Linked DNA regions of Homo sapiens: region 1 is linked to region 2. A link is an interaction called in ENCODE POLR2A ChIA-PET data of the cell type or tissue named here. Cell type or tissue: GM12878. All regions are shown on one strand.

Region 1 (5,000 bases), 830 kb after region 2:
CCCTGTATCTTATCTTATTTTTTTTGAAATGGAGCCTTGCTCTGTTGCCCAGGCTGGAGTGCAGTGGCCCCATCTTGGGTCACTGCAACCTCCGCCTCCTGAGTTCAGGCAGTTCCCCTGCTTCAGCCTTTGTAGTAGCTGGGATTACAGGTGTCTACCATCACGCCCGGGTAATTTTTTTTGTATTTTTAGTGGAGACGGGGTTTCACCATGTTGGCCAGGCTGTTCTTGAACTCCTGACCTCAGGTGATCCACCTGCCTCAGCCTCCCAAAGTGCTGGGATTACAAGTGTGAGCCACTGCACCTGGCTGCCCTCTGTATTTTAAAGCAAATCTCAGATACATCATTATATTCTATGCCTCTGACTGTATTGGGGATGTAATTTTTGATTGACCTAATTATAATATTTTCTTTATCATTAGGATCGTAACAGTTTTACTTTGAAACTGGAAGATACTGAAAATTGGTTGTATGAGGATGGAGAAGACCAGCCAAAGCAAGTTTATGTTGATAAGTTGGCTGAATTAAAAGTAAGTGACTCTTGAGAGCAGAGGTATCCAGAACCCTTGTTGAAGCTTCCTCTGAGGAGCTCAAATTTGGGAGGAATTCTCAAGTAAAGACAGACTGAAAATGATGTTTGATGAACTAAAATAAACCCTTTATGACTTAGGCTCATTATCATTCTCACTTTTAGAACCTTGTAATAACAAAATGATTTTTCTGAAAATTGACTTTAGGTTTGTAATGTTTCACTGAACTGGATGTTTAGTGCATTCTTGGTGTCAAGAGATAAAATGACTGCAAGACTTAGTACCTGCCCTAAAGGCACAGGGAATGCAGCTGGAGCAGGGCTGTTTCTGTTTATGTAGTTTGGATTCTTGATAAAAGCAAAGCATCTGGTGGTTTATTTTTTATTATTTTATTTATTTATTATTTATTTATTCATTTATTTATTTTTAAATACACAGTCTTGCTCTGTTGCCCAGGCTGGAGTGCAGTGGCGCAGTCTCGGCTCACTGCAACCTCTGCCTCCTGGGTTCAGGGGATTCTCATGCTTCAGCCTCCAGAGTAGCTGGGATTACAGGCGCGTGCCACCATGCCTAGCTAATTTTTGTATTTTTAGTAGAGACAGGGTTTCTTTTCACCATGTTGGCCAGGCTGGTCTTGAACTCCTGACTTCAAGTGATCTGCATGCCTTGGCCTCCCGAAGTGCTGGAATTATAGGTGTGAGCCACCATGCCTAGCCAAAGCATCTGGTTTTGTATTTAAAGCATCTGATCTTTTTTTTTTTTGAGACGGAGCCTTGCTCTGTTGCCGAGGCTGGAGTGCAGTGGCGTGACCTTGGCTCACTGCAAGCTCCGCCTCCCGGGTTCACGCCATTCTCCTGCCTCAGCCTCCCAAGCGCGGTGGCTCATGCCTGTAATCCCAGCACTTTGGGAGGCCTAGGCGGGCGGATCACGAGGTCGGAGATCGAGACCAAGGTGAAACCCTGTCTCTACTAAAAATACAAAAATTAGCCGAGCGTGGTGGCGGGTGCCTGTAGTCCCAGCATCTGATCTTTTAACATTAGGATTAAACATGAAAGAATTACATAAAATTGAGGCCTTTTGTTCAGAAAAGGTTGCAGATGCACAAGAATGAACTTTTTACATTTCTCTTTAAATTTAGCTCTGGATTACTTGGTTTCTTGTGGAACTGGGCCATTTTGAATCTCACTCTGTCAGTCGGGCTGGAGTTCAGTGGTGTTATCACGGCTTACTGCAGCCTCGACCTCCCATGCTCAAGTGGTCCTTCTGCCTTAGTCTCCCAAGTAGCTAGGACTACAGCTGTGCGCCATCACGCCTGGCTGTTTTAATTTTTTTTGTAGGGAAAGGGTCTCCCTGTGTTGCCCAGACTGGTATGGGTACTCCTGGACTCAAGCAATTCTCCTGCCTTGGTCTCCCAAAGTGCTGGGATTACAGGCATGAGCCACCGAACCTGACCAAGCACATCTTAATATCACTGTTGTATTAAGTTTTCAAGTTCCAGTTATTTCATAAATGATTTTTTTGTTTGAATCAGTATCCGTATAGGGCTCATAGATTTTATTGATGTCGCTTATAACTGTGTCTATAGTTCTTCTTCCGTTATTTCCCCATGTCGCCCCACCCTTTCCTTATTTAGTTTATGAGGAAATTGGATCATTGGTCCTGTAGGATTTTCCTCTAGTTGGATTTTGCTGATTTTCACCTCCCTGGTGGTATTTAACATTATTTGTTAAATTGATGGTTACATTTAGAGGCTCCATCAGATTCAGATGTTTAAGATTTTAAATTAAAACATTTTTTATTTTTGGCAAGTATACTTTATATTTAGTACTGTGTATCTCCATTAGGAGGCACCTAATTTTTGGTGGTCTCCCTGCTGTGTTTTGAGGGCTCAGGTGACAAATTGAAGCGATTCCAGATGGATCAGTGTTGAGGTATAGTTTCATTCCCCTCCTGAAGTAGCTTCATATTTCCAAAGGCCTGGAGAAATATATTTAACTTCTTATATATAGCACACGGAGATTAAATGTACTTTATCACTAGTTTTAGTGGAATCAGTACTCTGGATCGTTGAACTGCCGTATGAAGACTGTGTATTCTTCTGTTAAGAATCTAGGTCAACCTATTAAGATACGTTTCCAGGAATCTGAAGAACGACCAAAATTATTTGAAGAACTAGGGAAACAGATCCAACAGTATATGAAAATAATCAGCTCTTTCAAAAACAAGGTAACTTTTTTCTTTGTCCTACTCTTATTTTAGTAAAGTTAACTTTTTTTTTTTTTTTTTTTTTTTGAGACGGAGTCTTGCTCTGTTGCCCAGGCTGGAGTACAGTGGTACAATCTCGGCTCAGTGCAACCTCCACCTCCTGGGTTTAAGCAATTCTCCTGCCTCAGCTTCCCGAGTAGCTGGGATTACAGGCGTGCACCACCACGCCCAGCTTATTTTTGTATTTTTAGTAGAGATGGAGTTTTGCCATGTTGGCCAGGCTGGTCTCGAACTCCTGACCTCAAGTGATCCACCTGCCTTGGCCTCCCAAAGTGCTGGCTGGTATTACAGGCGTGAGCCACTGCTCCCGGCCGTAAAGTTAACTTCTGAGGCATTTACATAGCATTTTTTTCTCTTGTTCTCATTAACTTGTTTAATAGCACTTTTTATTTTGGATATTAATGTAATGTGTAATGTTTTATAGCGTCTTAATAAGAACCATAGGATTTGCTGTATCTCTTTAATAGGTGGAATCTGGAATTGAACAGTGTTGTTCAGTTTCCTTTTCGTTGGTGTTTGACTTAACATGCACTATCCTGGTCTTTCTAACACCTGAGGCCAGTAATTATCCACACAGTACCTTTATAAGGTAGGGGGTGGTATCAACATTTATAGATAAATTCCAACTTATTGAAGCCTCACTTTCCTTAAGCAACATTCAGGGTCACTAAATTGGGAGAACTGTCATTTAGCCAGAAGTCTGACTCCAAAGTTCAGACTTTGGAGTATAAAGTTCCTCCATTATACCCCAGGTTCTTGACATATTGTTAGTGTAAGAAACTTTGAATGATAAATTGAGCTTTTGTGGGTTTTTGTTTGTTTGTTTGTTTTTGTGTTTTGACAAGTTCTCACTTTGTCACCCAGGCTGGGGTGCAGTGGTGAAATCTCGGCTCACTGCAGCCTCAATCTCTCTGACTCAAGCAGTTCTCCTGCCTCAGCTACTTTCTAAGTAGCTGGGACTATAGGCACGTACCACCACACCCAACTAGGGTTGTCTTTTTTTTTTTTTTTTTGAGATGGCATTTCACCATGTTACCCAGGCTGGTCTTGAACTTCTTAGCTCAAATGATCCACCCACCTCAACCTCCCAAAGTGCTAGGATTATAGGCATTAGCCATCAGGCCCCTCCTTTTTTTGTTTTTTTTTCCTCCTTCTTTTTTGTGAGACAGGGTCTCAGTCTGTTGCCCATGCTCTAGTGCAGTGGTGTGATCGTAGTTCACTGCATCCTCAACCTCCTGGGCTCAAGTGACTGTCCTGTCTCAGCCTCCTGAGTAGCTGGGACTATAGGCACATGGCCCTCATGCCTGGCTAATTTTTGTATTTTTTGTGGAGATGGGCTCATTGTGTTGTCCAGGTCTTGAAGTCATGAGCTTAAGCGATCCTCCTGCCTCAGCCTCCCATAGTGCTAAGATTACGAGCGTGAGCCACCACGCCTAGCCCGAAAGGCCTTCTTCTTCTTTTTTTTTTTTGAGATGTAGTCTCGCTCTGTTGCCCAGGCTGGAGTGCAGTGGTGTGATCTCGGCTCACTGCAAGCTCCGCCTCCTGGGTTCACGTCAAAGGCCTTCTTTTAAAAATAGTATTCATTATAGTTTTGGTTCCGAACTAGCATGCTGAAACTTCAGCTCTCATATCTAATGTAATTTTTTTGCATTGTGAAATTATCTTCCTAAGATTTTGTATAAATCGGGTGCTGCTGTTTATCTTGTTGAAGCCTTTTAATTGATACCTTATGAATTTTCTTGACCTTTAAAATTTAAATCTATCCTGAGTGTATTCAAAAATTGTGGTTAGGTTTCTTTTGAATAATTCTGTTCAGATTGTGAGGCTAAATATGCTTTATTTTTTGAAAGATTATAAGTTTTTGAAAAATGGCAGAAACTAGACAGTAGTTGCGGGGAGGGAGGGTATCACACTTTTAGCACTTGTTTGACTGTCTCCTGGTTGCAGGAGGACCAGTATGATCATTTGGATGCTGCTGACATGACAAAGGTAGAAAAAAGCACAAATGAAGCAATGGAGTGGATGAATAACAAGCTAAATCTGCAGAACAAGCAGAGTTTGACCATGGATCCAGTTGTCAAGTCAAAAGAGATTGAAGCTAAAATTAAGGTAATTTAAGACTTTTTTTTAATAGTCTTTTCTTGACAGCCTTATTATTAATAGTCCTCAAGTGACACTTAGGAGGGAACTTTATTATAGTGTTTT
Region 2 (5,000 bases):
CCCAGAGGAGTTCTGAGTAGATAGAGGCCACAGTTAGAGCTGTGAGTTAGGGTACCCACTTGGGAGCCTGGTTGAGGGGGCTAGAGACAGGGACTATGGGGCTGGTGTTGCCCTGGGGCAGCAGAGCTCTAATACCAAAGGCCTGGAGTAGAGAGGTAGCCTCCAAGGGACTAAGGAATGGGCAGAGGCGAGGAAGTGCAGAGTGAGTATGGACCATAGGCATAGATAGATTATTAAAACCCTCAACTGAAGGGGGCAGAAGAGGCAGGGGCAAGCTGCTAGGTCAGTAATGAGACCTTGAGAAGCCTCAGGAGGCTTCGTGGGGTGAGTTGGAGGGCATTATTCCCCTTTGGTCTAACCAGCCTCACCTCATACCCACCTGCCAGTCCAGGGTCCATGCCCCTTCCTGGCCTGCCTTCTCACAGGGCTACTGAGTGACAGGGCTGGGCCTTAGGCACGTAGCCTCTCGGCCTGCCTGCCCTGCTTATGGCAGGTTTATGATGTTTTTCTCCCTCCTGAGTGGTGTTTGGCTTTTGGTTTCTATGGCGAAGCAGGAATTTCCTAATGGCCTGTTTCCCATCTGGGCTGGGCAGACTCAGTGATGACTCTGCCGGCAGCAGCAGCAGGAGGAAAGACACACCCCTCAGAGCCTCCATTCCACCTACCCCAGAGCCGACGGACGCCTGACCCCACACCCCACCAGAGGCTGTAGATGCCCAGAGGATGCGTGGATAGGCTTCTAGCTGGTCAATGTGTGAGGCCTGGCTTGCAGTGCTATAAGCTGGGCCTCTTTGAGCTGAGCTTCTGTAGGCCACGAAGAGGGTGGAAGATTAGGGAAGACACAGGGCTTCTCCTGCAGCCTCTCCAGGAACCAGACTAGAGAGGGATTGGGCAGCCGATGGGGACAGAAGCATATAGCCCTACCCCAGGAGGATGGCAGCTAGAGTTGTGGCTCATTGCCACAACAGTCACCATTGTGGTACAGGGGAAAGCACTGGAGTGGTGTTCTTCTACCTGCAGGGCACAGCCCAGAGCCCAGCCCCTCTTGATCCTGGCTCCCAGGCATGGTGGGCGTGGTAGGAGACATATCTGACCATCACAATTTCTGCCACAGGCCTGAGGGTAGGAGCTGGCCCAGTGCCCCTGATGACAGCAAGGCTCAGGCACACAGGATCCACATCGATCCTGAGATCCAGGTATGTACAGACACTGCCTGGCCTGGCCTGGCTCAGAGTGAGCCCAGGGCAGAGGGGCCAGCATGCAGGTTCACCTGCACTGAATGTCCTCACTGGGGCTCTCAGATACCCAAGACAGAGACTGAAGCAGAAGTTTTCTCTGGACCACATCCATACCCCATCCCATGTTCCTCAGATGATGAGCACCTGGTGTGGGCTCTGTCTCTACTCCGGGCAATCCTGGATTCTGGACCAAGGTGCCTATGATGTCCAGGATCTGGGCTAGGCCTTGGTTTGCGGCTATCACACAGCCAGCTGGAGTTCACTCTGGTGCTCAGTGATGCCAGACCAGAAAGAAGTCACTGTGCTTGCAGCGGGGGAGATTGGTGGCAGTCTCAGGCTGTGGAGTGACCTCAGGCTATGGGACACTCCTCTGAGTGCCCTATCCAAGCCTGAAGTTCTCTCCTGGCCATCCTGTGGTGCTTCTAGCAGAACTTAGGCTGCAGGCCTGTCTGCCCAGTCACCTTTCTGTGTGTGATAGAAGTCATATCTCTGGTCCTGTCCTCAAGAAGAGTGAGGGGGTCAGGCTATTCTAGGGCCTTGTTTTGCCATGGCATAAGGAGTAGCCAAGTGGGGATGACTGAGGTATCCAGAGCCATCTCTGGGCCACAGAGTTTGGGCAAGGAGACTGGGATGGTCTGTGATGGAGCCAGAACCATGGGACCCAGCATGTGGGACCATTGCCTCCTGGGCCTGCCTTTGTCCACCCTCTCAACATGAAAGAAAAGGGGCCAAGGCAGGGAGAGGCTTCACTGAACCAGAGGGAAGGATGTGCCCCAGCTTCTCCCTCACTATCTACCCCAATCCCATCTTGCTCTATTCCCTACCCTGCCTGGCTGGCATCCCTGGAGCCAGATGCTTACCACCTTCCAGGCAGTGCCCATTCTGGCAGGGGAAAGGCACTTAGAAGTTCTGGGCTAGGGGAAGCCAGGGGCCAAAGGAGCCCAGAGTAGTCACATGACTCAGACAAGGAGTCAAGGAGTGCTTCCTGGAGGAAGGGGTATTGAAGCCAAGACCTGAAGGGCTAGGAATGGTAAGGCAGGCAAAGGGGTATAGGGAGAGGAAGTGTGGCCCAGAGGTGAGGTCTTGCACCACAAGTTCAGAGAAAAGAAAGGTCCAGGGGAAGGGAGGACAAGATGGAAGGAGTGAGAGGACAGAGGTGAGAGATGAGGTGGTGGAGCAGGGCCACAGAAAGGCTCTTGGGCTTCTCTATCCTGGACCTCAGCTGTTCTTACAGGGATTCATGGCCACATCTGTGTCTCAGAAACTTGCTCTGATGGCCCCATGGACCCCAGACCTTAGGGGTAGGGGTACATGTTGCCATAGACAAATGAGCCAGGTTTGCCACAGGCCAGGCAGAGGGGAGCAGCAGGGTGTGGGCCTCAAGCTCATGCATGAGGCCCAGCCTCCCTCAGAGGTAGCAGTGCCAGGATGACGTGGTGGGGAGGGGGTTCAGTCTTCCAGGAGAGGCTCAGGGCCGGTGGGCCTGGGAGGCTGGCGACTGTAGAGCAGCTCCCCCTGCCCCCACACTTGTTCTCATTGACTCCCTTGAAGACCAGGCTGCCAGTGGCTCAGACTGGAGAAGGAGGGAGTTTCCACAAGCACCAGGGCAGCCCCTCAGCTGCTGCCCCACTTTTGTACTTAAAAGGTCATGGGCTCCATGGGTGGTGACAAAAACACCCCCACCCCACCCCTGCAGGGCTGAGTCCTTGCTAACACAGACACAGGGCCCATTGTCCCCATGCTGCTCCCACCCTCTGCCTGAGTGGGGGTGTTGGGGAGGGGGTGGAGCTAGCTGGAGCCATCGAGGAGGAGGAAACCACAGTTGGCCCTAGGACCAGCACAAGGTGCCCTGGCACACATCCCCGAGTGGGATGGGACAGGGCCAGCTGGAACTTCAGGCCCACCTTCCCTGTGGGGCGATAGGAGAACCTCCTTCTCTCAGGCCTCTTGTGGGAACACAGGAGGCACTTGGCCTAGCCCAGGGTGGAGGAAGGATAGTAACTTATTACTATCCTTCTGGGTTAGTAGGGTTTTCTGGAAGGAGTGGCAATTATGCTCAGAACCAGGTGATGGGGAGAAGCAAGTCAGGTGGAGCAGGCAGTCCTTGCACACTCAGCCTGTCCTCCCCAGACCAGCAGAGAGCTAGAACTGAGCCTCTAGGAGATGGCACCTGCTCATCTGGACTCAGCGCCTGCCTCCATCCAAGTTGAGTGTCCCAAAGCAGGTAGTTACCCCCATCCTGCTGAAAAATCCACTGAGGCTTCAACAACCAAGTGGGCAGCAGGCTGGTTCTCAGAGCAGAGGAGCATATGGTACGAGGTGTACCACCCACAGAGGGGGAAAATACAGGACTGGGGGCCCAGGAATTCCCCTGACAGCCATTCATCCAACAAGTATGTGCTTTATGCCAGGCACTATGCAATTGTCTTATTTCATCTCCACAAGGAACCTGATGTGGAAAGCATCACATTCCCCAGCTCATAGATAAAGAAACAGGTTCAGAGAGGTGAAGAGACTTGCCCAGTTAGGGGATAACCCTGGGACTCAAACTAAAACTGAGGTAGCCATGTGTGTCCTAGCCACAGAGTTCAGGCCTAGAGAGGCAGCTGCATGGGTGACCGTGGGAGGGGCAGTGGCTCTGATGGCCCTGCAGTGGACCCCTGCACCCTGCTGGGTAGGGGTGAGTGAGGGCCTCCTTCCTCCCAGTCCCAGTCCCTCCAACTCCTCCCTCCCACCAAAGCCTCTGCCCGGAGGCTGAGCCCCACCCCCACTGGCCACAGCCCATCTGGTCCCCATTAGAGGTCAGCCCTGCCTGCATGCTTGCCCGACAGACACACGTGTGAGAGCGCTCACGTTTCTCAGGGGCTTTTGTTGGGCCTGATGTGGATAGGGGTTTTCCTGTTGCTGCTGCATTGATGGGGGCCACCTGGGCAGCAAGACCCTCCTGTTTGTCTGTTGGGGTGGGGGAAATGGAGGGGGGCCCACCCAACTGCTGGTCTGCCTGTTCCCCAGGTTCCCACCCTACAAAAAGCAGGGGGTACTCAGGGCAGAACCCCACAGGCTCAACTATGCCTCAGAGCTTCCTAAGTCCAAACCAGGGTTCTTCCCACTACGATAGGCATCCTTTCCTGTCCACACTGGGCTCTCTGACCACACTGTAGAGCAGAGGAGGTTTACACGTCACTCCCAGGCTGAGGCTAAGACCTACCCCATGGCCTGGCCTCAGACATCATCCTAAAATCAGGCTGCTCTGGCTACTAGCCCAGTCTCAGCTATGGAGGCCACTATGGCCATTCCCAGGGTGACCAGTGCTGGCTCCAAGTCTCTGTAACCATGCGCATGTAGTTAGTTGTATGTAGGGAGATTGGTAGGTGCATATGTGTTGTCCTTATGTGTGTGTGTGTGTCTTTAAAGCATAATTGTGAGAGTGTGCATGCCCCTGTTTACATTGCTGTGGGGTGCTTGTGTGCACTTGCAAGCTGGGAACTGCACAGCTCTGGACTCTGCAGGGACAAAGATCCCCAGTCCCCACTCAGACCCCCACACACAGAGATACTGCCCTCTCCTCATGGCTGAGGGGGCAGGTTCAGGACACTCCCACCCAAAATGTTTCAGCCATGGGCACCAGGCTGGCTGTGGGGTAGTGGGGCAGAGAGCCTTGAGCCCTAGCCTGGTCTCTGCCCCTCATCTGCTGTGCCTGCAGAAGGCTACTCATTGTGGCCTGGAAAGCAGGAAATGGGGGACAGGTGTAGGCCCAGAAGG

What was found. ChIA-PET counts read pairs that join two places held together with the same protein. Peaks named below come from ENCODE experiments on the same cell type or tissue, not always from the same donor. Only the 100,000 strongest peaks of a DNase experiment are listed, where the experiment ranks them.
Region 1: POLR2A ChIA-PET joins it to region 2 with 6 read pairs; 1 of 35 experiments calls an interaction of 5 or more read pairs at or near these places.

The regions. Positions count from the first base shown.
Region 1 is chr5:133,099,123-133,104,122 of GRCh38, forward strand. HSPA4 (heat shock protein family A (Hsp70) member 4) reads left to right here. Exons shown (of 19, transcript NM_002154.4): 16 at 423-530; 17 at 2,637-2,756; 18 at 4,743-4,904. Among named protein-coding and RNA genes, the nearest start is that of HSPA4, 50 kb to the left of the region's middle. In GM12878, no CTCF peak of the experiment used is centred here; no DNase peak of the experiment used is centred here; H3K27ac peaks cover 1,704 bases.
Region 2 is chr5:132,265,350-132,270,349 of GRCh38, forward strand. PDLIM4 (PDZ and LIM domain 4) reads left to right here. Exons shown (of 7, transcript NM_003687.4): 3 at 1,115-1,196. Among named protein-coding and RNA genes, the nearest start is that of PDLIM4, 10 kb to the left of the region's middle. RefSeq lists enhancers at 1-1,062, 569-1,069, 2,923-3,466, 3,478-3,557, 3,648-3,757 and 1 more. In GM12878, no CTCF peak of the experiment used is centred here; DNase peaks (open chromatin) are centred at 2,943 and 3,782; H3K27ac peaks cover 1,666 bases.